Linked DNA regions of Homo sapiens: region 1 is linked to region 2. A link is a loop called in an ENCODE intact Hi-C map of the cell type or tissue named here. Cell type or tissue: GM12878. All regions are shown on one strand. Each heading gives the region's core, and the rest is flanking DNA. Links, peaks and the distances in the headings are about the cores only.

The links. A loop is a pair of places that touch in the nucleus more often than their neighbours do. Peaks named below come from ENCODE experiments on the same cell type or tissue, not always from the same donor. Only the 100,000 strongest peaks of a DNase experiment are listed, where the experiment ranks them.
Region 1: a loop joins it to region 2, with 2.7 times the contacts of the local background. A loop is called at or near these places in 2 of 110 quality-filtered maps.

The regions. Positions count from the first base shown.
Region 1 is chr5:68,703,749-68,719,593 of GRCh38, reverse strand. The region is part of intron 2 of LOC105379013 (a long non-coding RNA gene); the gene reads left to right. Among named protein-coding and RNA genes, the nearest start is that of LINC02198, 320 kb to the left of the region's middle. RefSeq lists an enhancer at 7,741-7,790. In GM12878, for the core only: no CTCF peak of the experiment used is centred there; DNase peaks (open chromatin) are centred at 7,943, 8,307 and 8,750; H3K4me3 peaks cover 920 bases; H3K27ac peaks cover 1,070 bases.
Region 2 is chr5:68,558,515-68,574,359 of GRCh38, reverse strand. All of the region lies in intron 3 of LOC105379013 (a long non-coding RNA gene), which reads left to right. LOC105379011 (a long non-coding RNA gene) reads left to right here and starts at 7,784. Exons shown (of 4, transcript XR_001742694.1): 1 at 7,784-8,948. RefSeq lists an enhancer at 8,687-8,736. In GM12878, for the core only: no CTCF peak of the experiment used is centred there; a DNase peak (open chromatin) is centred at 8,689; H3K27ac peaks cover 209 bases.

The sequences.
Region 1 (15,845 bases), core at 4,314-12,313, 150 kb before region 2:
AATGATGTTTTCCAACTTTATCCATGTCCCTGCGAAGGACATGAACTCATCCTTTTTTATGGCTGCATGGTATTCCATGGTGTGTATGTGCCACATTTTCTTTATCCAGTCTATCATTGATGGGCATTTGGGTTGGTTTCAAATCTTTGTTATTGTGAACAGTGCTGCAATAAACGTATGTGTGCATGTGTCTTTATAGTAGAATGATTTATAATCCTTTGGGAATATACCCAGTAATGGGATTGCTGGGTCAAATGGTATTTCTGGTTCTAGATCCTTGAGGAATCGCCACAGTGTCTTCCACAATGGTTGAACTAATTTATACTCCCACCAACAGTGTAAAAGTGTTCTTACTTCTCCATATCCTCTCCAGCATCTCTTGTTTCCTGACTTTTTAATGACCACCATTCTAACTGGCGTGAGATGGTATCTCATTGTGGTTTTGATTTGCATTTCTCTAATGACCAGTGATGATGAGCTTTTTTTCATGTTTGTTGGCTGCATAAATGTCTTCTTTTTGAGAAGTGTCTGTTCATATCCTTTGCCCACCTTTTCATGGGGTTGTTTGTTTTTTTCTTGTAAATTTGTTTAAGTTCCTTGTAGATTCTGGATATTAGCCCTTTGTCAGATGGAACAAATTGCAAAAATTTTCTTCCATTCTACATGTTGCCTATTCACTCTGATGATAGTTTCTTTCACTGTGGAGAAGCTCTTTAGTTTTATTAGATCCCATTTGTCAATTTTGGCTTTTGTTTCCCTTGCTTTTTGTGTTTTAGTCATGAAGTCTTTGCCCATGCCTATGTCCTGAATGGTATTGCCTAGATTTTCTTCTATGGTTTTTATGGTTTTAGGTCTTATGTTTAAGTCTTTAATCCATCTTGAGTGTATTAAATAGGAAATCCTTTCCCCATTGCTTGTTTTTGTCAGGTCGAAGATTAGATGATTGTAGATGTGTGGCATTATTCCTGATGCCTGTGTTCTGTTCCATTGGTCTATATCTCTGTTTTGGTACCAGTACTATGCTGTTTTAGTTACTATAGCCTTGTAGTATAGTTTGAAGTCAGGTAGCGTGATGCCTCCAGCTTTGTTCTTTTTTTTTTTTTTTTGAGACAGAGTCTCGCTCTGTCACCCAGGTGGAGTGCAGTGGTGTGATCTCGGCTCACTGCAAGCTCCGCCTCCTGGGTTCACACCATTCTCCTGCCTCAGCCTCCCGAGTAGCTGGAACTACAGATGCCTGCCAGCACACCCAGCTAATTTTTTGTATTTTTAGTAGAGACGGGGTTTCACCATGTTAGCCAGGATGGTCTCGATCTCCTGACCTTGTGATCCGCCCGCCTTGGCCTCCCAAAGTGCTGGGATTACAGGTGTGAGCCACCGCGCCTGGCCTCCAGCTTTGTTCTTTTTGCTTAGGATTGTCTTGACTATATGGGCTCTTTTTTCGTTCCATATGAAATATAAAGTAGGTTTTCCTAATTCTGTGAAGAAAGTCAATGGTAGCTTGATGGGGATAGCACTCTATCTATAAATTACTTTGGGCAGTATGACCATTTTCGTGATATTGATTCTTCCTATCCACGAGCATGGAATGTTTTTCCATTTGTTTGTGTCCTCTCTTATTTCCTTGAGCAGTGGTTTGTAGTTCTCCTTGAAGAGGTCCTTCCAGAGAGAAAGGTTGGACTTACCCACAAAGGGAGGTCCATCAGACTAACAGTGGATCTCTCTGCAGAAATCTTACAAGCCGGAAAAGTGGGGGCTAATATTCAACATTCTTAAAGAAAAGAATTTTTAACCGAGAGTTTCATATCCAGCCAAATAAAGCTGCATAAGCGAAGGAGAAATAAAATCCTTTACAGACGAGCAAATGCTGAGAGATTTTGTCACCATCAGGCCTGCCTTACAAGAGCTCCTGAAGGAAGCACTAAATATGGAAAGGAAAAACCAGTACCAGCCATTGCAAAAACATACCAAATTGTGAAGACCGTTGACATTATGAAGAAACGGCATCAACTAACAGGCAAAATAACCAGCTAGCATCATAATGACAGGATCAAATTCACACATAACAATATTAACCTTAAATGTAAATGGGCTAAATGCCTCAATTAAAAGACACAGACTGGCAAATTGGTTAAAGAGTCAAGACCCATCTCTGTGCTGTATTCAGGAGATCCATCTCATGTGCAAAGACACATATAGGCTCAAAATAAAGGGATGGAGGAAGATTTATCAAGCAAATGGAAAGCAAAAAAAAAAAAAAAAAAAAAAGCAGGGGTTGCAATCCTAGTCTCTGATAAAACAGACTTTAAACCAACAAAGATCAAAAAAGACAAAGAAGGGCATTACATAATGGTAAAGGGATCAATGCAACAAGAAGAGCTAACTATCCAAAATATATACACACCTAATACAGGAGCACCCAGATTCATAAAGCAAATTCTTAGAGACCTACAAAGAGACTTAGACTCCCACACAATAGTAGTGGGAGACTTTAACAACCCACTGTCAATATTAGACAGATCAGCGAGACAGAAAATTAACAAGGATATTTAGGACTTGAACTCAGCTGGACCAAGGGGACCTAATAGACATCTACACAACTCTCCACCCCAAATCAACAGATTATACATTCTTCTCAGCACCACTTTCTTTTTATGATTACTATAGCCTGATGTCCTCTTTTCTAACTCAGTTCATGTGTCTTTGGGGTATACCTGATTCCATTCCCTGATGCCATATGACCCAGGCTGCAGTCTGGGTTTGGAGGTGAACACGTGACCCAATCAAATGCTCTGAGACTTTTTTTTTTTTGAGACGGAGTCTCACTGTGTGGCCCAGACTGGAGTGCAGTGGTGCGATCTCAGCTCACTGCAACCTCCACCTCCCGGTTTCAGGCAATTCTCCTGCCTCAGCCTCCCAAGCAGCTGGGATTACAGGCACCCACCACCACCCCTGGCTAATTTTTGTATTTTTTAGTAGAGACGAGGTTTTGCCATGTTTGCCAGGCTGGTCTTAAACTCCTGACCTCAGGTGATCTGCCCACCTTGGCCTCCCAAAGTGCTGGGATTACAGGCATGAGCCACCGCGCATGGCCCTGGTCTGCTCTGAGAATTTTACTGTGAATAGCACTCTTGTTTCTTGTGTACAGGGTCTGTACCCTGAGAGGCTGAGAGGTCCGTGGTGCCAATGCCATCATGCAGCCATATGGGAATTGAGACAAGGAAGGCAGGACTAATTGAAGGGAAAAAAGTCATGTCCTAATCATATTATTTGAGTCCTGAGTTCATTTATGCACTAAACCAGATCGACCCGTGAACTTTTAGTCTGTGTAAGCCCGTAATTGCCTTTTGCCCAAGCTGCTTACTTGCAATGAATGTGTCCCAAGTCTAAGTTTAGGCCTTTCCCTGGACTCACACACATCGGGAGGTATCTCATTTTCCATCACATAAGTACCCTCCCAAAAGGATTAAGGAAAACTGCCATGGAGAGAAAGAATTTTTCCCCATCCCCATTCATCCAATCAAGCCAAAATATTCTGGGTGAAATAATTTGTGGCAGTGCTTCAATCTTTCCTCCTAGAGGAAAAGCAGATTTTTAATATCTTTGCTAATGAGATCATGGAAGCTGTGGCTAATATGGAATCATTTCTGCTTGATGAAAGGGGTGGGTTAGCTGTGTAGTGATGGCTTTGATATGACTCACTTCTGGGGCCCTACTGTCCTCTTCCAATTATTAGAATCGTTCAGGAGGAATGCTTGGTACTAGGCTGTATAATGAGTCCACACCAAGATAATGTATTCACAAGCATTACTGGTGGTGGCTTGGGTAGTCCAGGTTTTTTCTTCTATCATACTTTGCACCTCTGATTTCATTTTCTTCCTATTTGTGCTTGTTTTGCTTATCCAAACTCATGGCCTCCTTCCCTAATCTAAATCAGTGTCTTATGCACATCTGTGTCTTCTGAGGAAGGGTAACTCAGATTTAGAGTTTTAGCGAGAGATCTATTTGGTGGGGTATAGTAGCTAACTGCCCTCCAACTCCACCCCAGCTGCTAGATGCCAATCCATTTCTAACCTACCTGAGGCTGTGATGCAGCTAAAGCCTCCCTAGGCAGAGGAGTAGGAGCTTCATACCAGTCTTGAGAGATCCCAAGCTACTGAAAATCTTAAGGGGAGCCACCTCAATCCCTGGAGCTTAGTTGGCTTCATATTGCCTCAAATTCCAGGGATATGAAAATATCCCTGCCTCCTTAAAGGATCAGTAAATCCATAAGCTCATCTCTATCAGTTAGCCATTCTCAAAGCCTGCTGTCATAGGCTGAATAATTTTATAGTTTTCTTAGTTCTTTGAGGTATAGAAAGCTCTAGAAGAGGTGCCCAGAGTCACTCTGGGACAAATATAAGGGCCTAAGGCAGACTTGAAGACAGGTGTCCTGAACCGAAAGGAAATGCCAGACTAAAGAAAGGTTCTGTTCATTGCGGCAGGCTTCCTGAGAATGCCTTTTTTCCTGCGGACGAGATCTACTGGTATCCATCCAATCATGTTCTCACAGTTAGTTCGTCTTTTGAGGACAATGCTTTCCTTTGAGACAGCCCTCTTTATCTCTGGCATCAGGGTTTCCATGACAGTTGCCAAGGGCCCTTGCGGCTCAGTGTTAAGTATTCAGTGTACTTATATGTTTCTTTGAGTTATTGTTAATTTTTACTGCTAGGTAAAGAAGTATAATGTGGCTAGTTATGTAGTTCTTAGAGTAAAGCTCTAGAAATAACTACTCTGCTTTTTTGCCTGTTTGTATAACTTCAATAAGCTACTTTTTGGTCAAGATGAAGAGGTCCTGCTAAGAAAGAAGACACATGACCAACAGGAGGAAGGAGGAAGGCACTCTGAGTTCTGCTGGTAGGTTGGCCCGACTCACTCCTCAATTGGGATCGCTCAGGTGCATTAATGAGCACCCCATACAGAATCCTGCTTTATTTGAAACTGCCTTCAGGGTCCCCAGTTAAGACCTGTTAAGATTTCGGACATGTCCTACTTTATCTAAATAAATAGAATTGCACAATTACTACAAAAGCACTCCTCCCCGGCACCATCAGCCATCCCTCAGACATTTTGCGTTTATGAATAAAAGGTTTGGGGAGTGGTTTTAGGGATTTCTTACACACCTTGTCGTGTGACTGAGGCTTATCACCAAGCCTTCAGGTGCTTCTCTTGATGGTCACTTGGTAGAGACTTCAAAACGGATAATGAAAGGTTAATGAGCACTTGCTCTGTGCAAGGCACAGTGCTCAGCATCGCAAGATAATAGAAAGAAGAAAGGCTCCTGCCTGCCTTCAACACATTTTGACTAGGAAGCCGGGACACAAAACAGATAAAATTGAACAATGAAATAAGTGTTTTGTAGGAATGCAATACCACAGTCCCAGAGATGCCACATAGCAGCTTGTGATTACTAATTGGCTTTGCTCAATATAATTAACCTTTTCTAGAAAAATAGATGCATCCATTGTTTTACGTAACCTTATTCATCATCTCCCAAAGACAGATGTAGATTTTATTTCTGATGGTGAATACCTCATGATTTGTTTTTCAGCTAAAACATAGAAACAAAGATACTGTTGTCAGTTTATTTATCCAAACTAACAGTTGGTGAAACTAGATTAGATATTTTTATGGCCTAGGAAAAGTTCTGCATCACTGAGTCACTGAGCCACATAGACTCCACCGCTATATCTCTTAAGAAGTCAAAGAAGAAACATGTGGTGGTTAAAAAAAAAAAAATTCTGCAGTCAGATGGGACTAGGCTCACATCTAAGACCTGTCTTGACCAACTGTGTGACCTTGGCCAATTTCCTTAATCTCTCTAATGTTGTTTACTCACTGGTAAAGCAGACACAATAATATTTCTCCCACAGAGATTTTGAAGATAAATGATTTAATGTACATAACACATGTAGCACAGCATGTGAAAGCAGGAGGTACCCATAAGTGGTAGCTTCTACACTGATGTAACATACACATCTGAATCACCTCTTATCAGGTCATTCTGAATCTTCATGTGGGATGACCAGGAATTGAGACATATGCTGAGGCCCAGGGTAAGTTATTCTGGGCACTATCTTGACGAGAGGTGATACAGTTTTAAGTGCCATGTGTATAATAATAGCAATTTAAGATGTTAATGACCTCAAATTTTTTCAAATCTAGAATTTATTTTTATTAATTGGCAATTGGTAATTCATAATTGGTAAATACATCTTTAATGCATTTTCTTTACAAATGAAATTAACGGTATCTTTTAAGGTGAAAACTATAATATGGTCGGTATTGCTGATAACAGTATTTGAATAAAAACTTGGTTTGATCATAGAAAAACTTGTGTGTATCATCACAGGGAGGTAATACAAAAGCATTTAGAAAAAGCAGTGATTTAACCTCCTGGTTGTCAGGGTCAAAGACATTTATATTGTGCTACATAGACAACCTTGTAAAAGAAAATTGTTAGGATAGTGCTATAGGATAAATTGTTGCTTCCCCAAATTTATATGCTGAAGTTTTAACCTCCAGTATCCCAGAATGTGACTGTATTTGGAGATGGGGTCTTTAAAGAGGGAAGTAAGATTAAATAAGGTCACGTGGGTGGGCTCTAATTCAATGTGACTGTTGTCCTCAAAATAAAAGGAAATTAAGACAGACACATATAGACGGAAGACCATGTGAAGACACAGGGAGAAGAAAACCATCTACAAGCCAAGGAAGGAGGCCTCAGAAATAAGCTACACTGCCGAACTTCTAAGCCTCCAGAAGTGAGAAAGTAAATTTTTGTTGTTTAAGCCGCCAAGTAGGTGGTACTTTATTAATGGCAGTCCTAGCAAACTAATGCAGACACCAAGGGAGTCCCAAGGAATTGGAAACTTCTAACTTGGGGCCAGGGTCATTCTATTTAGATCCGGCTACTCTTTTTCTCAAAGGAAAAAGAATGAAGAGGAAACTGGGTGTTTATTTTCTGAACCAGTTACTTTCATTTTTTGCTGAGCCACACCCAAAATGTGATATTAAATATAGAAGTCTGAGAAAAGAGTACAAACTGAATTTTAATAGAAGTCATTTACATATGTGAAAAATCAGCTTAACTAGCTGGGGGAAAGATAAAGTTGGCCATTAAAATAAAGTTGGAACTGATGGCATTCAAATTTTGAATTGTAAACAACCGTATCAAATGTGATTAATTTCTTGAGGTGACTAGCTAGGAAAATCTGAAATTAAACTTCAACACTTATTAACGGGGATTGGTTTGGTCAAGTTACTCTATCTCTTTTTACCTCTGTTTTCCTGTTTGTAAAAAGGGGATGCTTCATGTGGTTGTTGTAATGATTAAATGAGGTAATAATGGATTATTGTATAAAGGTACAATAAACATTAGCTGTTTTATTATTGATGGTAATGTGAAAACATTAAATTGTTTAGACAGTAGCTTGCTGATAAGGAAGAAATACATGGTTTTTCTTGCAGGCAAACTCTGTGGAAAAACTCACATTCACCTTGCAGTGGTTTATACAACGGGTAACAAATGCCGTGGTTGTGATGTGACCTTCTTTTGTAATTACTGTAATGGCTGATATGGTGGTTCTATATTCTCAAGCATCATAACGACAAATAAGCTTACAATGAAATATCCTCATTGCTTACAAGATTGTTAATTAAGGAGATGGTGATACTTGGGTCAGGGTGGGCTGTGTTTAATTGCAGTGTTCTTTATGTGTTCTTTTGAACTGTGAGTGGTTTTCTCTCCTAGGTACCTGTGTATTGTATGTTACAGGAAGTGGGGTATAGTTAGTGACTTATTTTTAGATCTTATTTAACTCTTAGCTCTGCCCTTGTCTGTTATTGCACTTCTAGACACCATAGCTTCCTTGGTTACCATTGCTTCACTAACTCTCTTTACATTTTGTGGTAAACCAATTGATCTTTGAGGCAGAAAAAAAAAACATGCAAAGCTAATGGCTGAGAAATAGATTTCTTTCAAAAACTTTAAAGAAGAGCAGTGACTCAGACCTCAGTGAGCACAACGTTACCCAGGAGCTCTTAAAATAGGAATGTTCTCTCCTCTTGAAGCTGTGGGGATTAGTGCTGTGGGCTTGGGAGTTCCTGAGATGAGGGCCTCTTGGACTTCCCCAGGGCACAGCGTGGGCCCCTGCACTTTCCTGGAGGAGGGTGGGGCTCCTCAGTCCCCATGGACACCCTTCCTGCCACCTGCCGTAGCTGAGCTCCCAGAAGGGAGAGTAGGACAGATTCTGGGGGAGGAGGAGGGAAGAAAGCAGGGTTCCCAAGCAACAAAGCACCATGAAGCCCATGACTGTGCCGTTCCATGTAAGCCCAGGGAAATTTACTTTAGTAGGGAAAAGCTTCCTCTCCTTAGCTCCAGGGTGGTACACAGTCACTCTTCATAAGCCCATCAAATTTTTTTCTGAGGCAGATCCTCCTGGAATGCTATTTTACTTTCTCCAGAAAATTGTTAGAAGTACTAATGGAGTCTAAAATCATAATTTTTTTTTCTTGCTTTCTCTTTCCAGATTGGAAGGCCTTATAAATAAGAGCTCCTTTGGTAGAAATGTTCATGGAGACTTTTGGGCTAATTCCAAACCAGGGTGAAAGTAAGACACATTCTTTCTGAGAGTGCTGACCAGTGGCATATTCATGTTTGAATGGAAATAAACTGAAACATGTTCACTTCATGGGGAAGAGAAACCTGGAAAGCAGGAATGCTAAAGGGGAACTGGGGTGATGGTGGACAGGTAAGGTGAAGCCAGACTGCAATGAGAGAAGGCAGCATGAAAGGCCAGACCTATTTTGGGACCATACCCTGAGTCACAGAGTAACAGAAAGCAGAGGTGACAGCTGGTCTCTCAGTTTCTCAGTGAGCAAGCATCTGGAATATCACTCTGATTTTGTAAAGCTTGAGTTAGGGGCATAGAATCTTAAGGAATTTGGAGAAGGACAAGGAGAGGGGGTAGTCGAAGGGGAGGGGGACTCAGGGAGTCAGATTAGAGGAAAGATTAAAGGATCTAAATATGGATGGCTAATGGGGCTGGCAAGAGTCTACTAGTTCCTGACACCCTACAAAAAAAGACTTATTTATAATAGGAGGTAGTATAATTAGAAGGTAAGAGATGGGAACTGAAAGACTGGATAGCATAAGAAAATGCTCTGGCCAATTGTGTTAGCTTACACAACAGGACTGCCACTTCTCAGGGGTATCTGGTGTGTGTGTGTGTGTGTGTGTGTGTACCCAATTACTTGAGATATTTGAAAAAAGATTTTCAGTAAAATGGCACTGTAAATTTCTCTGGGACAGAGACTGTCATAGCACAAAGTGACCTAATCTATAGGGCCCTAAGAATAGGGCCTATGTGAATATTTTATAATTTCATTTTATAAATTCATTACTTGATCAAAATAAATTATATGTGGTCACCTAACCTCTAAACTTGGCAGCAAGTGTCTGCATGCAGCCCGAATTTTGGTTTATAAAAAACAGAGACTTAGTAAATTAACCTCAAATACTCCTCTAAAATATAAACTTCTTTCAAAAGATTTTGATGTGATTCTTGCAGTCCATTCTGTGATGAGCAAAGGAACTCTACCAGAGCTTAGGGAAGTAGAGGCTTAGACCTCATGTACAGGAAGTATAGCCCTCCCATGGGGGGATGCATGGAGGCCCAGAGAGAAAGAAGGCACGACCATACTCTACTAAATAACTCGTTAATAACTTTGATAAGTGAATCCTGCAGGATACTATGGCATACATGACTCCTCTTATAGGTTATTTGGGATCTGGTTAAATGGTTAGAAATCCATGGAAAAAGGTACATTGTTCATATAGACATAGATTTTGATTCAGACTGAAACAAGCCTTCTTTTTATTAATTCCAGTTTTTTAAAAAAGTTTGCTGCTAGGTTTGGAGGACAGCTGGAAAAAGCCCTTGGACTTGGATCCATGCAAGCCTTCTCAGACATCAGGGGCCTATGAAGGGCCAGACATTTTTGCTGTCTATTTTTACTTATAAATTAGTCCTACCTCCCAGGTGCTGGAAAGCTAATCCAGGCTGACAGATTTCCTTGCTTGGCTGCCTTGGCTCTCAATGGCCTGTGTCACTGCTATTAATAGTCAACTCTATATTCTTAAAGAGCTATCCTGTCTGTTCTGCCAGTCCTGGGGCAAGCCGTGCTAAGATCAAGCTGGGGTTAGGCTGGAGGAAGACAGAGGCAATTAAGAAGTGGGGACGGGGAGGCACCAAAAGAAGAAAAGCCAAGAATTTCTTGAGGGAAATTAACCTTAAGCTGACTTTGAGACTTTCTTTGATACATTCTTTAACGATTGGTTTTCAAATCTCCATAATATAAGAATTAAAGAGCTCAGCAGGACCCATGGGTAGGCAGAAAGCAAGTCTGATTTACCAGATTAGCTGGCCTCTATGAGAAGAGGACTCAAGAGATAATCTAGTTGAGTGAACTTCTCTTCTGGCTCCCTTTTCCTTAAACAAATGTAAAAATAGTCCATTTAAAACAGAGTAATATGTATCTTTTTGCTAGTCTCTTCTTTTGGTTTTCAAAGATTGTTGCATAATTTGGAGCAATTCCAGTCAATCTTGGTGCCTTTGTGTATTGCTATTTATCCTACTGTGGCAGCTCTCAAGCAAAGACTGTACAGTGTGCCCAAACACTTCAGAAATAAAACGTTTGTTATTGGGATTCTGGGGAAATAGAATTTTTGCTTAATTCCTAGTTAAATATAAAACCCCTTTTGCTTTGACTCTTGATGTTGAAACCCTTTCTAAAATGTCTACATTAGCTTTTCGTCTCGGCACAGTACGTGATCATGATCTAATCTTGCTCTGATGATTCAGCGTCTTTTAGCCCCTCAGTTCTAACAGTGTTTTATTGTAGGGGTAAAGGGTACAGAAGGTTGTAATGGGTCTAGGCTTTGGCTGAGAAGTTTCCTTTATCTAATTGTGTCTGAATCCTGAGACAGACTGGAGTTCTTGGTTCGGTTCAAGATATCTGCAGACTCCAGCCCCAAATACTGCTACTTTTATAGCAGGTCCAGAATGAATCCTTTGCTTCCATATTATCTAATTGTAAGAGAGTTATAAAGTCCTGATGATGAAGATTGGTAGAAGAGCTGTGTTAACAAACCAGACAAAATCCTTACAGAACGATTCTCCTGGGGAATGACTGGGTACTGCCTCACTTTCAGGCCTGAGGCCATGTGCTCCTAAGCTTCTGCCTTGACATGCAAGAAACCTATATGGGCCCATGAAGCACATGGAGACTCCTAGTTCCTTCCCAATACAGCTGATGAAGTGTAAATGTATTCATTTATGTGGGGTAGAGGAGTCACGCTGCAGTCTGTCTTGGTGCTCTGTTTGAGTTCAAGGAAAAGTACCAGGTTGGAAGACATAAATAGCCCATCCAAAGACAATTTTAAAAAATCTCCTCTCTTCTCAACCTTTCCATCCTAGCTGCCAGAGTGATGGCAATGTGAATCACATGGGAAGGACGAGAAAATGGTAGTAGGTCAGGATTCCTATTTGTCTTGGCTTCTTTTGCTTGTTGTGACAACTAGGCGAGAACCCACTGCATTAAACTTCTGCACAACTTCTTTTAGCTACAGGATTTACCACATTTATGAAGTAAATGGACAAATTAGTTAGAGCTGGGTCAAGGACATGAAGATTCAGCAAAGGGAGCCCTGTGGTTCCTTGCTTGTTATGAATGATGTATAGAATGAGGTAATGCAACCAAAATTAAGTGAGAGCTGCAGAGTCACTTTCCACACAGCTGGGAGTGGAGCTTTTTGATGACTGCATGATTTTTAAAAATGTCCTGGAGCACCATAAGGCCTGAATCCTGCAATCACATTATCTTGCAGTCGTATGTCACAGATATATCTGGCCTTCAAGGAAAGAAGGCCTTTTCCAGGGGGAATGCTGCAGATATTTTGACATTGGGAGATTGGGAGCCTTTCCTGCAATATTTGCTCCCTCTTTATTGTCATCTTAGCCTTCTAGCCTAGAGAATCAGCACAATTACAATAGGAAACTTGGGGGATGGAGAAGGTGTGGTTAGAGAGGATAGGAAATGAAAAACTGAAATGGGGCAGTATGTCCAGAAGGAACTAATGAGCAAAAGCAGGATTTACAAAAAGAGCAAGCTCCCTGGTCTACTTAGAAACAGGACTTTTACCTGCCTTAAGCAGTCCTTTACTTGAGGCTGTTTTCTTGATGTTTACCATGGGCCCTCTTTTCTGGCTCATGGACTTCCCTTCTGAGAAGGAGATTCAGGGAGACATTGGTTAGATCCTAGTCCTGGCTGTGCAGCATCTTAACACTGAGGGAAAATCTGCCACAAAAGTGGTTTTCAGGAGTGATGTATTATCAGTGGCCAAGAAACATTGATTCTCTGATTCCCTCTATTTTCCTCCTCTCTTTTTTCTTTCTCTGTTGACTTTCCTCTTTAATATGCTAGTAGATGTCAACCTTGAAGCTGATAAAACATTTTGCTTTTAAAGTAGGCTGTGTGTCTGCTCTTTCTGGAAACTCTGCCTTGGCCAGTTAGTTCCTGTGTCCCCATTCAAATCTCATCTCAAATTGCAATCCCCATAATCCCCATATGTTAAGGGCAGGATCTTGTGGGAGGTGAGTGGATCATGGGGACAGTTTCCCCCATGCTGTTCTCATGATAGTGAGTTCTCACGAGGTCTGATGGTTTTATAAGCACTAACATTTTCCCTGCTTGCAATTCTCTCTCCTGCCGCCATGTGAAGAAGGTTCTTGCTTCCCCTTTGCCTTCCACCATGATTGTAAGTTTCCTGAAGCCTCCCCAGCCATGCTGAACTGTGTGTGAGTCAATTAAACCTCTTTCCTTTATAAATTATCGAGTTTCAGGTATTTATTTACAGCAGTGTGAAAATACACTAATACGGTTCCCTTTGGTGGAAAACATTCTGAGGATTACTAGAGGGAAAAAAAAACCCCACCCAACCTGCTATTTAGGGACTTATTTTGACTGCACCTGAGGATGGGGAAAGGGGTAAGAAAGAGGATAATTTATCCACTATGAGTAAAAATGGAAAAAGATTCCTATGATCCACTTATTTTCTATGTATTAGCGAGATACTGCTGGAAAGACAAGAAAAAAGATCTGCTATGGACCTGTGTCTGTTTGACATTTGATTTTATTGTGCCTACATTATTGGGAAGCTCTCAAGATGAGATATCTTTATAAAAAGAGCTATTTCCAAGGTGCTTGGAAGAAACAAACATAAAACTGATATGGTGGGATAAACCCTTAATTTGGGTCTCATAGGATTCTCACAGATAAATAGCTGCTGAACATGAGCTCATGATATTCCATTGCAAAATACATAAGAAATCTATCTTTACCAGATATTAAAAAGCAATTTAGAATTAGATAGTTGTCAATAATTTAAGATATTAGAGCCATTGTGTAGAAGCTATTACAATAATGTTTTAAATGATTAAAGATATATAACTGGGAATTTAAAATATGAGAAAAAACACCAAGCAATTATAAAAAAAAAAGAAGACAAATTTGAAAATAACTAAAACATCATAGAACTTCTAAAGTAGAATGTAATTGGATGAAATTGAGATGAGAGGTAGTAAACTGAAAAGTAGATCTAAAAGAATTATCCAGAAACTATCATTGAGAGATAAAAAATGGAGAATATGTAAGATGGGTAAAAATCATTGTAGGATAGAATTGAAAGGCTTATTTATGTTAATCATAAAGGAAAGAATCATGAAGGAAAGAGTAAAGAGAGTAGGTGAAAGGTAATACTTGAAGAGAAAATGATTAAAAATTTTCCAGAATTAGGGTAGACCTATGTCCTCATATTCAGAAAGTACAACAAATCCCAAGTAGATTAAATAAAAAAAAATACAATAGACTTTCTGAAAGGAAATTTCAGAACTCAAAAGACAGAGAGGAAATCTCAGAAACAATAAAAAAGGAACAGTATATTACTTATAAGCACTGACAACAAACATTTCAATAACAAAAAGAATATTTTTAAAATGCCAAGATACAATTTTGTTTATTTTACCTTCACTCTTAAATGATAATTTGGCTGAATACAGAATTTTGCATTAACGTGTTAAATCCAGAAATTTGGAGTGAGGTACAAGTGGGAATGATGAACAAATAAATTAGTAAGCATGGGATAAATTTAAGTTAGAATTGACTCTATAAAATAAGAATTTCAACAATGGCATGATTTAGAGGTAAAAAGATAAGGAATAATTAAAAACTGTACAAAAGTAATATGCAAAACAGGCACTGGTTGGATTTAAAGTATTCTGTGTTCTTGTATTGTTTTGGAGGAAGATAGAGATATTGATTAACTTTAGACTTAGTTAAGTATGCATATTAAGACTTTAAGGATAAACACTAAAAGAATAGAAATTAAATGTGTAGCAGAGAAAGACAAAGAGTAAAGAAAACTCTTAACTCTTCTAATAAAAGACTAAATGCCCACAAGAGAAAGCAGGAAAGATCCAAAATTGACACCCTAACATCACAATTAAAAGAACTAGAAAAGCAAGAGCAAACACATTCAAAAGCTAGCAGAAGTCAAGAAATAACTAAAATCAGAGCAGAACTGAAGGAAATAGAGACCAAAAAAACCCTTCAAAAAGTTAATGAATCCAGGAGCTGGATTTTTGAAAGGATCAACAAAATTGATAGACCGCTAGCAAGACTAATAAAGAAAAAAAGAGAGAAGAATCAAATAGACGCAATAAAAAATGGTAAACGGGATATCACCACCGATCCCACAGAAATACAAACTACCATCAGAGAATACTACAAACACCTCTACGCAAATAAACTAGAAAATCTAGAAGAAATGGATAAATTCCTCGACACATACAGTCTCCCAAGACTAAACCAGGAAGAAGTTGAATCTCTGAATAGACCAATAACAGGATCTGAAATTGTGGCAATAATCAATAGCTTACCAACAAAAAAGAGTCCAGGACCAGATGGATTCACAGCCGAATTCTACCAGAGGTACAAGGAGGAACTGGTACCATTCCTTCTGAAACTATTCCAATCAATAGAAAAAGAGGGAATCCTCCCTAACTCATTTTATGAGGCAAGCATCATCCTGATACCAAAGCCTGGCAGAGACACAACCAAAAAAGAGAATTTTAGACCAATATCCTTGATGAACATTGACGCAAAAATCCTCAATAAAATACTGGCAAACTGAATGTGGCAGCACATCAAAAAGCTTATCCACCATGATCAAGTGGGCTTCATCCCTGGGATGCAAGTCCGGTTCAATATATGCAAATCAATAAATGTAATCCAGTACATAAACAGAACCAAAGACAGAAACCACATGATTATCTCAATAGATGCAGAAAAGGCCTTTGACAAAATTCAACAACATTTCATGCTAAAAACTCTCAATAAATTAGGTATTGATGGGACATATCTCAAAATAATAAGAGCTATGTATGACAAACCCACAGCCAATATCATACTGAATGGGCAAAAACTGGAAGCATTCCCTTTGAAAACTGGCACAAGACAGGGATGCCCTCTCTCACCACTCCTATTCAACATAATGTTGGAAGTTCTGGCCAGGGCAATTAGGCAGGAGAAGGAAATAAAGGGTATTCAATTAGGAATTGATTTAGGAAAAGAGGAAGTCAAATTGTCCCTGTTTACAGACGACATGATTGTATATCTAGAAAACCCCACTGTCTCAGCCCAAAGTCTCATTAAGCTGATAAGCAACTTCAGCAAAGTCTCAGGATACA
Region 2 (15,845 bases), core at 5,151-13,150:
ACCTGGGCAACACAGTGAGACCCCATCTCTCTCTCTCACTCTCTCTCTCTCTATATGAAATGAATACAGCATGATGAAGTTTATTCCAGGAATGTAAGAATTATTCATTGTTACAAAAATATATGACTAAAATTTGCTGCAATAGGTAAAATTGAAAAATAATATAGTGTTCATGGAAGCTAAAAAACATTTAATAAAGTTCAATTTTCATTTCTGATTTTAAAAAAATCTCTCAATGGATAGATTTATGTTTCTTTCTATGCAGAGTTTACATAGATTTATGTAGAAAAACATAAATTCAAGTAAATGAGATACTGGTTTTTGCCTATAATATTGCCAAAGATTAAAAAACCTGATAGCTGCTGGTGGTAGTGTAAATATGTACATGTATACCACAAACACAGCATGGCTCTTAACAGGAAAATGTTATAAACATTCCCATTAAAATTAAGAACAAGACCAAGACGTCCTTGCTCTTATGTAGCAAGTTCTAAGAGATTCTAGTCAATGCAATTAGGTTAAAACACCTGGAAAGAGAATATGCATGATTTCTATAAAGAAAAAATGTAAATACTAGTAAAAGACTAGCACTGAAGACTAGTAAAAGAAGACTTACAAATGAAAAGGTATACTGTAATTGATTTTGGATAGAAAGGATCAAAATCAGAAATATGTCAATATTCTACAATCTATAAACTTTAAATAATCCCAATAAAAATATCAAAAGGATTTATTCTGTGGAACTATACAAACTGGTTCTGAAGCTCAAATAGAAAAACAAGCAAACAAGCAGAGCCAGAAAAAAATTTGATATAAAAAGACAAAAGGAGGGGAAATTAGCCCTACTAGCTATGGACTCTTGTTATAAAGCTATAACAATTAGAACATTCTGGTATAGTTACATGAATAGACAGGCAGATCAGTAGAACAGAACAGAAGTGTAGAAATAGATTCAAATACATATGGGAATATAGCCTATGATAAAGGTGTCATTTCAAATTAATGGAGAAAAGATGGATTATTCAATAAATGGTATTGGAACAATTGAGTAGCCATCTGGGAAAAATTTGAGTAATTAGAATGCTACAGCAAAACATATTCTCAATTGATTAAAGGTTTGAGCATAAAATGTAAAACCATAAAAATGCCTTAGAAAACTCTGGGGAATTATTTTTTATAGTCATGAGATGGGAAAGATCTAGGTCTAACACAAAACTCAGTAGTCAAGAAGAAATGTGTGATAAGTTAGAATTTTATAAAATAAAAATATTTGATAAAGTTCATTCTGATCAAGTCAAAATATAACAAACTGAAATAAATATTTGCAACTCACAACAGAGGTTAAAAATACTTTGCTTATATAGAAAGACCTTCTACCAGTAGATAAGTCCATATTTAAGAATATAATAGAAAAAAATCGTCAACGATTATAAACACTGGTTCACAGAAATGGAAATACTAATGATTCTGGAAACTGAGCAGATACTGAATCCTATTCACAATTAGAGAAACATAAATTCAAGTAATGAGATACTGTTTTTCACCTATAATATTGTCAAAGATTAAAAAACCTGATAACTGCTGGTGGTAGTATAAATTTATACAATACACATGAAGGGAAATTTGCTATATTTATCAAAATTACAAAGGTCTATATTTTTTGTTCTAGCCTTCTTTTGGATACATATTTACTCTCTGGATAGATAAACCCATGAAATTACATATATACAAGTCTTATTCACTTCGACACTTTATGTAATATCAAGAGTGAAAATAACATAGATATAAATTAATAAAATACTGATTAAGCATACTACATCCATACCACCTAATTCTAAGCAGATGCAAAAAAGGATAATGGAGTTTCTTATATTCTGATAGAGAATTATCTTCAAAATATATTTAGTGAAAAAAACACAAGATGTATAAAAGTGTGCATAGTATGGTACCATTTGTTTTAAGAAAGGGAAAACAATGTATATAAGAATGTATTTCCAAGGGCTGGGTGTGGTGGCTCACCCCTGTAATCCCACCACTTTGGGAGGCAGAAGCAGGTGGATCACCTGAGGTCGGGAGTTCGAGACCAGCCTGACCAACATGGAGAAACCCCGTCTCTACTAAAAATACAAAAAATTAGCCAGGCGTGGTGGCGCATGCCTGTAATCCCATCTACTTGGGAGGCTGAGGCAGGAGAATCGCTGAACCAGGGAGGCGGAGGTTGCAGTGAGCCAAGATTGCACCATTGCACTCCAGCCTGGGCAACAAGAGCGAACCTTGTCTCGAAAAAAAAAAAAAAAGTATTTATTTCCACATGCATAAAATGTCTACAGAATATACAAGTGTATAACAATGTTAATTGCATCTGGGGATGGGAAATAAATGCTGGAGACTTTTCAGTTTACACATCTTATAAAAGCAACCTGATTGCTTACATACGATAAGCTGAATTCAGTTAAAGTGTACAATTTGATTAATTTTTAGAGTTGCATACACCCATGAAACTACTGCTACAATCAAGATACTGAACATTTTCATCATTTCATCACCTCACATACCTTTTTAAAAATTGTATGATTTAATTAATTTTTTGCTATTGTATCTTACAGTGGCCCATCACCAAGCCCTAATATTTATTTATTTTATTATTATTATTTGTACATGAATAAGTTCTTCAGTGGTGATTTCTGAGATTTTGGTGTGCCTATCACCTGAGCAGTGTAAACTGTACCCAATGTGCAGTCTTTTATCCCTCACCTGCCTCCCACCCTTTCCCGAGTCCCCAAAGTCCATTGTATCATTCTTATGCCTTTGTGTCCTTGTAGCTTAGCTTGCACTTACAAGTCAGAACATATAATGTTTGGTTTTCCATTCCTGAGTTACTTCACCTAGAATAATGGTCTCCAATTCCATCCAGGCTGCTACAAATACCATTAATTTATTTCTTTTTGTGGCTAAGTAGTATTTCAAATATATATATTTCATACACACACACACACACACACACACACACACACACACACACACTGCATTATCTTTATCCAGTCATTAATTGATGGGCATTTGGGCTGGTTCCATATTTTTGCAATTGTGAAATGTGCTGCTACAAACACGCGTGTGCAAGTATCTTTTTCTTATGATGACTTCTCTTCCTCTGGGTAGATACCCAGGAGTGGTATTGCTGGATCAAATGGTAGATCTAGCCGAGCATGGTGATTCATGCCTGTAATCCCAGTACTTTGGGAAGCTGAGGCAGGCTGATCTCCTGAGGTCAGGAGTTTGGGACCAGCCTGGCCAACATGGTGAAACCCCATCTCTACTAAAAATACAAAAATTAGCCAGATGTAGTGGCACACACCTGTAATCCCAGCTACTTGGAAGGCTGAGGCATGAGAATCACTTGAATCTGGGAGATGGAGTTTGCAGTGAACTGAGATCGCGCCACAGCACTCCAGCCTGGGCGATAGAGTGAGACTCTGTCTCAAAACACAAACAAACTAACAAAAACAAATGGTAGATCTACTTTTAGTTCTTTAAGGAATCTCAACACTGTTTTCGATAGTGATTGTACTGGTTTACATTCCCACCAACGGTGTAAAAGTGTTCCCTTTTCACCACATTCATGCCAATGTCTATTGTTTTTTTGACTTTTTGATTATGGCCATTCTTGTGGGAGTAAGGTGATATCACATTGTGGTTTTGATTTGATTTCCCTGATCATTAGTGATGTTGAGCATTTTTTCATATGTTTGTTGGCCATTAGCATGTCTTCTTTTGAGAATTATCTATTCAGGTCCTTAAACCACTTTTTGATGGGATTGTTTGTTTTTTCCTTGCTGATTTGTTTGAATTCCTTGTAGATTCTGGATATTTGTCCTTTGTTGGAAGCATAGATTGCGAAGATTTTCTCCCACTCTGTGGGTTGCCTGTTTACTCTGCTGATTATTTCTTTTACTGTGCAGAAGCTTTTTAGTTTAATTAAGTTCCATCTATTTATCTTTGTTTTTGTTGCATTTGCTTTTGGGTTCTTGGTCATGAAGTCTGTGCCTAAGCCAATGTCTAGAAGGGATTTTCTGATGTTATCTTCTAGAATTTTTATGGTTTCAGGTCTTAGATTTAAGTCTTTGATCCATCTTGAGTTGGTTTTTGGATAAGGTGAGAGATGAGGATTCAGTTTCATTCTCCTACATGTGGCTTGTCAATTATCCCAGCACCATTTGTTAAATAGGGAGTCCTTTCTCTACTCCATGGTTTTGTTGGCTTTGTTGAAGATCAGTTAGCTGTAAGTATTTGGCTTTATTTCTATTTTCTCTGTTCAGTTCCATTGGTCTATGTGCTTATTTTTATACCAGTACCATGCTGTTTTGGTGACTATGGCCTATTTATACTATATAAAGTCAGGTAATGTGATGCCTCCAGATTTGTTCTTTTTGTTTAGTCTCGCTTTGGCTATGCAGGTTCCTTTTTGGTTTCCATATGAATTTTAGGATTTTTTTTTCTAGTTCTGTGAAGAATGATGGTGGTATTTTGATGGGAATTGCATTGAACTTGTAGATTGCTTTTCGCAGTATGGTCATTTTTACAATATTGATTCTGCTCATTCATGAGCATAGGGGGTGTTTCCATTTGTTTGTGTCACCTATAATTTCTTTCAGCAGTGTTTTGAAGTTTTGTTTTTAAGGTCTTTCACCTCCTTGGTTAGGTATATTCCTAAGTATTTTATTTTTTGCAGCTATTGTAAAAGGGGTGGAGTTCTTGATTTGATCCTCAGCTTGATTGCTCTTGGTGTATAGCAGAGCTGCTAATTTGTGTACATTAATTTTGTTTTCTGAAACTTTGCTGAATTCATTTACCAGTTCTCAGGGTTTTTCGGATGAGTCTTTAGGGTTTTCTAGGTATACGATCATGTCATCAGCAAACAGCGGTAGTTTGACAGTTTGACCTCCTCTTTAATGATTTGGATGCCCTTTATTTCTTTCTCTCGTTGGATTGCTCTGGCTAGGACTTCCAGTGCTATGTTGAATAGAGGTGGTGAAAGTGGGCATCCTTGTCTTGTTCCAGTTCTCAGGGGTAATGCTTTCAACTTTTCCCTGTTCAGTATAATGTTGGATGTGGGTTTGTCATAGATGGCTTTTATTACCTTAAGGTATGTCCCTTCTATGATGATTTTGCTGAGGGTTTTAGTCATAAAGCGTTGCTGGATTTTGTCAAATGCTTTTTTGGCATTGATTGAGACGATCATGTGATTTTTAATTCTGTTTATGTGGTATATTACATTTATTGATTTGGGTATGTTAAAACATCCCTGCATCCTGGTATGAAATCCACTTGATCATAGTGGATACTCTTTTTGATATGCTGTTGGATTCTGTTAGCTAGTATTTTGTTGAGGATTTTTGCATCTATGTTCATCAGGGATATTGGTCTGTAGTTTTCTCTTTTTGTTATGTCCTTTCTTAGTTTTGGTATTAGGGTGATACTAGCTTCGTAGAATGATTTAGGGAGGATTTCCTTTTTCTCTATCTTTTGGAATAGTATCAGTAGAATTAGTACCAATTATTCTTTGAATGTCTGATACAATTCAGCTGTGAATCTTTCTGGTCCTGGACCTTTTTTTTGGTATTTCACTGTTTATTGTTGGTCCGTTCAGAGTTTCTATTTCTACCTGCTTTAATCTAGGAGGGTTGTATAGTTTCAGCAATTTATCCATCTCCTCTATGTTTTCTAGTTTATGTGCATAAAGGTGTTCATAGTAGCCTTGAATGATCTTTTGTATTTCTGTGGTATTGGTTGTAATATCTCTCGTTTTATTTCTAATTGAGCTTATTTGGAACTTCTCTCTTCTTTTCTTAATTAATCTCACAAATAATCTACCAATTTTATTTACCTTTTCAAAGAACCAGCTTTTTGTTTCATTTGTCTCATATATATATATGTGCATGTATATATATGTATATATGTGTGTATATATATATATGTATATGTGTGTGTGTATGTATACGTATATATATACATATACTGTTTCAATTTCATTTAGTTCTGCTCTGATCTTTCTTTCTTTTCTTCTGCTGGGTTTGGGTTAGGTTTGTTCTTATTTCTCTAGTTCCTTGAGATGTGACCTAAGATTATTTGTACTCTTTCAGACTTTTTGATGTAGGCATTTAATGCTATGAACTTTCCTCTTAGCACTGCCTTTGCTGTATCCCAGAGGTTTCAGTAGGTTGTGTTACTATTATCACTCAGTTCAAAGAATTTTTAAATTTCCATCTTGATTTCATTGTTGACCCAACAATCACTCAAGACTAAGTTATTTAATTTCTATGTATTTGCTTGGTTTTGAGGCTCCCTTTTGGAGTTGATTTCCAATTTTATTCCACTGTGGTCTGAGAGAGTATGTGCTATAATTTCGATTTTCTTAAATTTGTTGAGACTTGTTTTGTGGCCTATCTTATGGTCTATCTTGGAGAATGTTCCATGTGCTGATGAATAGAATGTATATTCTGCAGTTGTTGGGTAGAATGTTCTGTAAATATCTGTTAAGTCCATTTGTTCTAGAGTATAGTTTAAGTCCATTGTTTCTTTGTTGACTTTCTATCTTGATGACCTGTCTAGTGCTGTCATTGGAGTATTGAAGTCTCCTACTATTATTGTGTTGCCATCTATCCCATTTCTTAAGTCTAGTAGTAATTGTTTTATAAATTTGGGAGCTCTAGTGTTAGGTGCATATATATTTAGGATTGTGGTATTTTCTTGTTGGACTAGTCCTTTTATCATTATATAATGTCCCTCTTCATCTTTTTTAACTGCTGTTGCTTTAAAGTTTGTTTTGTATAATTTAAGAGTAGCTACTCCTGTTTGCTTCTGGTGTCCATTTGCATGGAATATCTTTTTCCACCCCTTTATCTTAAGTTTATGTGAGTACTTATGTGTTAGATGAGTCTCTCGAAGGAAGGAGATAGTTGGTTGGTAAATTCTTATCCATTCTGCCATTCCGTATCTTTTAAGTGGAACACTTAGGCCATTTACATTCAATGTTAGTATTGAGATGTGAGGTACTATTCTATTAATCATACTATTTGTTGCCGGAATACCTTGTGTTTTTTCATTTTATTATTGCTTTATAGGTCCTATTAGATTTATGCTTTAAGGAGATTCTATTTTGGTGTATTTTGAGGATTCATTTCAAGATTTAGAGCTCCTTTTAGCAGTTCTTGTAGTGCTGGCTTGGTAGTGGTGAATTCTCTCAGCATTTGTTTGTCTGAAAAAGACTGTATCTTTCCTTCATTTATGAAGCTTAGTTTCACTGGATACAAGATTCTTGGCTGTTACTTGTTTTCTTTAAGGAGGTTAAAGATAGGATCCCAGTCCCTTCTAGCTTGTAGGATTTCTGCTGATAAATCTGCTATTAATCTGATAGGTTTTGCTTTGTAGGTTACCTGATGCTTTTGCCTCACAGCTCTTAAGATTCTTTCCTTTGTCTTGACTTTAGATAACCTGATGATCTTTTTGCAATTAATTTCCCAGTTGTTCTTTGAGCTTCTTGTATTTGGATGTCTAGATCTACAAGGCCAGGGAAGTTTTCCTTGGTTATTCCCTCAAATATGTTTTCCAAACTTGTAGAGTTCTCTTTTTCCTCGGGAATGCCAATTATTATTAGGTGTGGTTGTTTAACAAAATCTCAAACTTCTTGGAGGATTTGTTCATTAAAAAATTTTTTTTTCTTTGTTTTTGTTGGATTGGGTTAATTCTAAAGCCTTGTCTTTGAGCTCTGAAGTTTCTTCTTCTACTTGTTCAATTCTATTGCTGAGACTTTCCAGTGCATTTTGCATTTCTCTAAGTGTGTCCTTCATTTCCAGAATTTGTGATTGTCTTTTGTTTATGTTATCTATTTCACTGGAGATTTTTCCATTCATATCCTGTATCATTGTTTTTATTTCTTTAAGCTGAACTTCGTATTTCTCTGGTGCCTCCTTGATTAGCTTAATAATCGACCTTCTGAATTCTTCTCCTGGCAATTCAGAGATTTTATCTTTGCTGGTGAGCTAGTATAATCTTTTGGGGGTATTAAATAATCTTGTTTTGTCATATTACCAGAATTGTTTTTCTGGTTCCTTCTTTTTTGGGTAGACTATGTCAGAGGAAAGATCTGGGACTCAAGGGCTGCTGTTCAGATTCTTTTGTCCCACGAAGTGCTCCCTTGATTTGGTGCTTTCCCCCTTCTTCTAGGGATGGGGCATCCTGAGAGCCAAACTGCCATTATTGTTATTTCTGTTCTGGATTTAGCCACTCAGCGGAGCTACTGGGCTCCAGGCCGGTACTGGGGAATATCTGCAAAGAGTCCTGTGATGTTATCCGTCTTCAGGTCTTTCAGCCATGGATACAAGCACCTGCTCTGGTGGAGGTAGCAGGGAACTGAAGTAGACTCTGTGAGGGGTCCGTGGTTGTATTTTTAAGTGCACTGATTTTGTGTTGGCTGGCCTCCAGCCAAAAGGTAGCACTTTCAAAAGTGCATCAGCTGCAGTAGTATAGGGAGGATACAAGCTTGCCCAAGTATCAGGTGGTGGGCAGGGCTATAGAGCTCCCAAGAGATTATGTCCTTTGTCTCCAGCTACCAGGGTGGGTGGAGAAAGATCATCACGTTGAGGCGGGGTTAGGCTGTCTGAGTTCAGACTCTCCTTGGGTGGAGCTTGCTGCAGCTGCTGTGGGGGATGGAGTTGTGGTTTCCCAGGCCAGTGGAGTTATGGTCCCAGAGGGATTATGGCTGCCACTGCTGCATCACACAGGTTGCCAGGAAAGTGGGGGAAACCCGGCAACCACAGGCCTCACCCGTCTCCCATGCAGCCCAAAAGTCCAGTCTCACTCCCACCATGTCCCCGCAAACAGCACTGAATTTATTTCCAGGCAACCAGTGAGCAAGGCTGAGAACTTGTCCCAGGTTACGAGACTCCCAGGTGAGAAAGAAAGTGGACTCACAGTTCCTTGGCTGTCTCACAGAGCTGCAGTGGCATTCCACCTCTTTCACAGGCTTTGTAGATTCTCTCGGCTTTCCCTGTATGTTCCTGTAGGAGTTCTTGGAGCAAAAGTTCACAATGTGACTCTCCACACACTGCTGTGTCTGTCCAGGTGGGATCTGCAAGTTAGTCCTGCCTCCTATCTGCCACTTTTTCTGTATCACGTGTCTTTGCAATTTACTCCTTCCTCCACTCCTAGCTTCATTGTTTCATTTTTTACGTAAGTGTTATCAAGATATCATTCACATACCATCCAATTCACCCATTTAAGGTGTACAATTCATTACTCAAAGTTGAACACTTTTTCATGTGCTTACTGGCCATTCATACACCTTCTTTTAAGAAATTATTATTCAAATCCATTGCTCATTTTTAATTTGTTTGCCTTTTTATTATCGAGTTATTAGTTCTTTCTATTTTCCAGATTTAGACACCTTGCTATACATGTATGCAAATATTTTTTCTGTTTAGTGATTTGCCTTTTTGTTTCCTTAATAGTGATTTTTGAAGAATAATAATTTTAAATTTTGATGATGTCTAATTTATCATTTTTTCATTTATAATTTGTGATTTTGGTGTACTACGTAAGAAATCTTTGCCTATCTCAAGGTCACAAAGATTTTCTCCTGTTTCTTTGTGAACAAAAACTTTCTCTTTGTGAAATTCTGTCTAGAAATTTTACAGTTGTAGCTTTTACATTTAGTTCTAGGACTGTTTCATGCTGCGTGTGATAAAAGTTGATGTTCATTTTTCCCCTCATATATTTCCAGTAATTTCAACACCATATGTTGGAAATTTTTCCTTTTACCACTGAAATGTCTTTGTACCCTTGCTAAAGCCAATTGATCACATATGTGTGATCCATATCTGGACTTTGTATTCCATTCCATTTTTCTAGATGTTTACTTTTATGCTAACCCTACATTATCTTGAGCTCTGTAGTTTTGTAATAATTCTTGACGTAAGGCATATAAGGCCTCCAGCTTTGTTCTTACTTCAAGATTTATTTTGCTATTTTAGGTTCATTGCATTTCCATATACATTTTAGAATGAGCTTATCAGTGTCTACGAAAAGATTGCTAGAACCTATAGATTAATTTGGGAAAAAGTGGTATTTAATAGTCTTGTGTCCTCTACTCTGTGAACACGGTAGGTAGCTCCATTTATTTAGGTCTACTTTAATTTCTCTTAGTAATGTTCTGTAATTTTCAGTAGATGCTGTTTCATAGCTATTGTTAAGGGTTTTTTTTTTTTTTGATTTTGTTTTCCTCTTTTTTTATGAGCAAATAGAAACACAACTAATTATTTCTGTGTAAAGTATTATGCCCCAAAGTCAAGTGGCTTAAAACAACGAGCACTTATCTCTTGCCATTTCTGTGGGTTTGATATTCAGGTGTAGCTTACTTGGTTTTGCTGTGGGTCTCTAATGAAGGTTCAGTCAAGATGTTGACTGGGCCTGGAGTCATCTAAAAGCTTGACTGACGCTGCAGGGTCTGCTTCCAAGATGGCTCACTCATGTGTCTGGCAAGTTGATGGTGACTTGGATAGGAGGCCTCAATTTCTTTACATATGAGCTTCTTCACAGAGCTGCTTGAGTGTCTTCATGACATTGTAGCTGGCTTCTCTCAGAACAAGTGATTCAAAAGAAAGCAAGGCAGAAGCTGCAGTGCCTTTTGTGATCTAGACTCAGAAGTCACATGCCATTATCTCCACAATATCCAATTGGTCACACAGGTCAGCACTATTTTGTATGGAAGGAAACCATACAACGGCATGAATACCTGCAGATGAGGGTCACTGGAAGCCATCTTGAAGGTTGGCTATCACACTTGGTGTGGTGTTTTTTTGTGTTTGCCCTGCATTTCTCATGCTTTTTGAACATGTAGGCTTATTATTTTTATCAATTTTAGAATATTTTCAACTATTATTTCTTTAAATTTTTTTTTACTTCTTCCTCTCTTATCTCTCAATCTGAGACTCCAATTACATGTACGTTAGACTGCTTGTCTGACAGCTTACTAAAGTTTCATTCATTTTTTTCCAGCCTTTTTGCTCTCTGTGCTTGATTTAGGATAGTTTCTATTGCTATATCTTCAAGTTTGCTGGCCTTTTTTCTACAGTGTCTTATCTGCTGTTAAGACCATTAAGTGAATCTTTTTTCACTTCAGATATGTTATTTTTGAACTCTAGAACATTTGTGTGGCTCCTTTTCATATATTCAACTTCTTTATTTATGTCCTTGCTTTCTCTTAAATTGCTGGGTTTTGATAGTAGTTCTTTTAAAGTTCTTGTCTGCTAATTGTACTTCTTAGCCACTTTTGGGTTTATTTCCATTCGCTTATTTTTCTCATGATTAAGGGTCACATTTTGCTACTTCTTGGCATATCTAACAATTTTTTATTGGATGTTAGATGTTAGGAATGTTATATTATTGACTATTTGGATTTTGTTATCGTCTTTTAGAGTGTTGATATTTGCTTTGGCAGGCCGTTACTTGCATATCAGTTTTATCCTTTTGAGCCTTATTGTTAAGCTTTGTTAGGATAGGTCTAGAGTAGCCTTATTGTAGTGTTAGTTTATTCCTACTACTAAGGCTTGGCTTTTCTGTAGTCTTTATTGAATACCTAGATATTCAAATGGAGTCTTTCCACTCCAAGGAATAAAACGTTGAATGTCATTCAGCCCTGAATGAGCTCAGAGAATTGTTCCGATAGAAAACCCCGGCAGTTGTTCTTTGCCTGGATTTGTGGAGTTCACTTACACATGTGCAGTTTTGGATTCAGCCACTCAATGGGACTCTTATGCAGGTTTCTGGCATTCTTCCTTTGTGTAGCTCCTCCTTCTCTGGAATGCTGCCCTGTAATTTCCAGCTGCCTCAGCCTTTCTGAGCTCCTATCTCTCCTCAATTCAGAGAAACTGCCAAGCTCTGCATGGGCCCCCTTTCCTGCCCTGAGGTTAGGAAATTGTTTCCAGGCTGCAAGTCATGCTTTCAGGGATCATAGACCTACACTGCCTCTTGTCTAATGCTGGAAAACAGACATTTTATATATTTCATTTAGTTTTCTAGTTGTTTATGGGTTTTGGAGGAGGGTGTGCAAAGACCATGCAATTACTACTCCTTCATGGAAGGAAGCAAAAGTCCTTCCCCTTTTGATTTTAAAATACATGGCTACTTGGGGGGCTGAGGTGGGAGGATCGCTTGAGCCCAGGAAGTGGAGGTTGCAGTGAGCTGAGATCATACCACTGCACTCCAGCCTGCGTGACAGAGTGAGACCTTGTCTCAAAAAAACAAATAAAATAAAATAAAATAATAAAATACATGGGAAGAAGTATTAAAAGGAAAAGAAAACAATTCCAAATAATAAAACTAGTATTAGCTAGAGTGTATAAAAGCAGGCCACATTAAAAAACTACTGGTTAAAATTTAGATTAGAACAATCTTTGGAGTGTATTTTGGCAAAAAAGAATAAAAAGCTTATATTTTTTTTTACTTTTGAACTGGAAATTCTTCTTTTAGGTATTTATCCAGAAGAAATAATCAGACATATATGAAAGTTTTAATTAAATAATTAATTATAGTAATGGAGTGGCTACGTTGTCTGGGTAATTGTTGCATGCCAAGAAAATTTAGGACACAGACACAAGCGAGAAGTTTAGGATCAGAGGTTTAATAAACAGAAGAGAAGAAAAAGAGACGGCTCTCTCCGTAGAGAGAGGGGTCTCCAAGGGAAAGGACCGGCTAGTGGTGAATGCACCGAATTTTATAGTCCATTTTGAGGAGGCAGTGTCTGATTTGCAGAGGGCTCATAGATTGGTCACATCAGGTAAGGTATGAAATTTATGTAGCGTGCTGGGAAAGCTGGTTGTCCCAACTTAGTCTTACTATGCAAATAGACTTTCTAGTTGATCTGCGCCATCTTGTCTGCTCCTTACAGTACATGTGGCTGGCAGAGACAGGAAGATGGAGCTGCCCTCTTGAAAATGTCTAGTTCTTAGTTCCTGCTGGCATTCACTCACGCAAGCTCCAGCTTGCTTGTCTATGTCTGCAGCTCAACTTTACAGGCTGGTCTTTGTTAGAAAATGATCTGGGGCTGCTTTTCATCAAAAAGAAAAGCTTTACCAGGGACTCTCATACCCTTGCTAACTGCCTACGTGATTTCTTCTTAACTGCTATATCAGTAAGGAAATTTGTGACCTAAAATAAAAAAAAAATTAACCAAAATATTCAACAGTATAAAACTGATGAAATAAATTTGTTTATGCATCCACATAATAGCATGCTATATGACTACAATGATCTTGGGAAATATAACAATGATATGAGAAAATGCTTTAATAATTTTAATAAGTTTTAGAAAATCAGATTACAAAAAATTTGTTCAGTTTAATCACAATATTAATCTATTATAAGTATGATGTAGAGAATACAAAAATATTAACAATCCCTGTATGATGTAATTATATAAATATTTTATTCTTTGTGCTTTTCTAAGTTTTCTGAACTTTCTACAACAAACATAAAATTACTTTTTAAATTTTAAAATATTTATTTTTAAATGCTTCATTAGATTAATTCACAGTTACACGATAGTTGGAATCTACATAAATGGCTGTAAGAGAGCCAACATGGAGTAGTAGGTAAGAGTACAGGCCATGAAATCTGGATTTAAATTCTGTTGTACAATTGGCTAGATGAATGATCTTGAATACATTTCATAACTTCTTGGAGCCTCTATTGTCTTATCTGTAAAATTGGTATGAAGATGCTGCTCACCTTTTTATGGTTCCTGTAAGAATTAAATGAAGTAATTCATGTAAACTCTTAGCATGACAAGATTCTGTGAGTCTGAGTTAATGCACTGTAGTATTATAATTATTTCTACTCCTAGTGACAACAACAACTACTACTATTACCAATAAAACAATTAGGATAAAGGACCTTATGAGGCATGGGTATATGGTAAGATTAAGAGAAGAGGGTTGAAAGGGGAGCAAAAGCAACATTGAAACATTACTAATGTCACGGCTTTTCTTACTAGCATTGCTGAAAATAAAACAACACAATAAAAACAACCTCAAACTGGGGAATGGGGAATTCTTTTCAAGATAACTGAGATATGCACTTAACTTTTAAGATTCTCAAGAGAGACAGAAATCACACCCCTGCTCAGTTTACAAAGAAGTTTTGAGTGGAAAATAACTATTTAATTGAGGAAATGAATTCTGGGACTCTCAGGTACAATACTCATACATAATACAATACTGATGAGATGCTATATGACTGCTATAGACTGAATGCTTGTACCCCTCCTCCCACATTCATATGTTGAAATCCTAATACTAATCAATATTAGGAGATGGGGCCTTAGGAGGTAACTAGATCATGAGGATGAAGCCCTCATGAATGAGATTAGTGTTCTTAAAAAAGAAGTCCCAAGAGATCCCTTGTCCTTTCTGCCATTAATGTTAAAGTGAAAAGATGGTTGTCTGGGAAGTAAGCCCTCACCAGACACTGAATCTGCGAGTACATTGATCTTGAACTTCCCAGCCTCCAGAACTGTGAGAAATGCATTTCTGTTGTTTATAAGCCACCCAGTTATGGAATTTTGTTTCAGCAGCCTGAATGGACTAAGGCAATGACTTCATGGCTCAGTTTTGCTGCCTGTCAACTAGGAAAAACATTTTGGTAGGCTTTTAAATGAAATATATAAAATGAATACTTTACAAACATCTAAGAATTGATCATTATTCTCCCCTTTCAGTGCTATCACCATGGGTCAAACCACCAGCAGCTTTTGTTTTGCTGCTTCTTCCCCATGCCCTCGAAGTCTGTTCTCTATACGAGCAGTCCCTCAACCGTTTTGGCACCAAGGACCAGTTTCATGGAAGACAATTTTTCTATGGACCAGGGTCAGGGAGATGGTTTGGGGATGAAACTGTTCCACCTCAGATTATCAGGCATTAGATTCTCATAAGGAGGGCACAACCTAGGTTCCTTGCATGAGCAGTTTATTATAGGGTTCATGCTCTTATGAAAATCTAATGCCACTGATCATCTTACTGGAGGCAGAGCTCAGGCAATAATGCTTGCTCCCCTACCACTCACCTCCCGCTGTGCAGCCTGGTTCGTAACAGGCCACAGACTGGTACTGGTCCATGGCCTGGGGGCTGGGGACCCCTACTCTACACAATACTGGGATTGATACTTTTAAAATACAACTCAAGTCAATGGCAGATAACTCTAGGCCAAGAGAGGCACATGTGCAAAAGCAGAAGGGCACTGAGCAGCAAGGTGTCCTTGGGACACTATAAGAGTTTGGTATTGGTAGAACTTTGTGTAAAGTTTGGGGACTGAGTTGAGAGAGAGAGAGGGACCATATCTTGAGATTTCACATATGGTTGCCTGAGGTGTGTGTTTTAGGTGATAAACAACTATTGAATAAATTTAAGCAGAGGAGTGACAATGTCAAGTTAATGTTTTAGAAAGATAATTCTGAAAATGCAGGGGACTATGGACTTGGTAAGGAGAAAACTGGTGGGAGAAAAATGAGATTATTTTGCACATTGAGGAGCTTATTGTCTAGGACAGTGGTGCAGACTCTTTTGACCCTGACCCATGTAGTGGGACAAACAATACCTTAACATACTTACTCCAGGAATTTCAGTCTCTAGTAAAAATGAATTTAGAGAACGAAGACTTTATAGAACCAATTTTTACTCGATAAGAGAAGAATATGAGTTTAGAGGTTTATATATACATATGATCATTTTGTAGCTTATTGGGAGGTCTTTCATGGCCAACCAGCAGGCTTAAGATCCCATACTGAGAATCAGTGG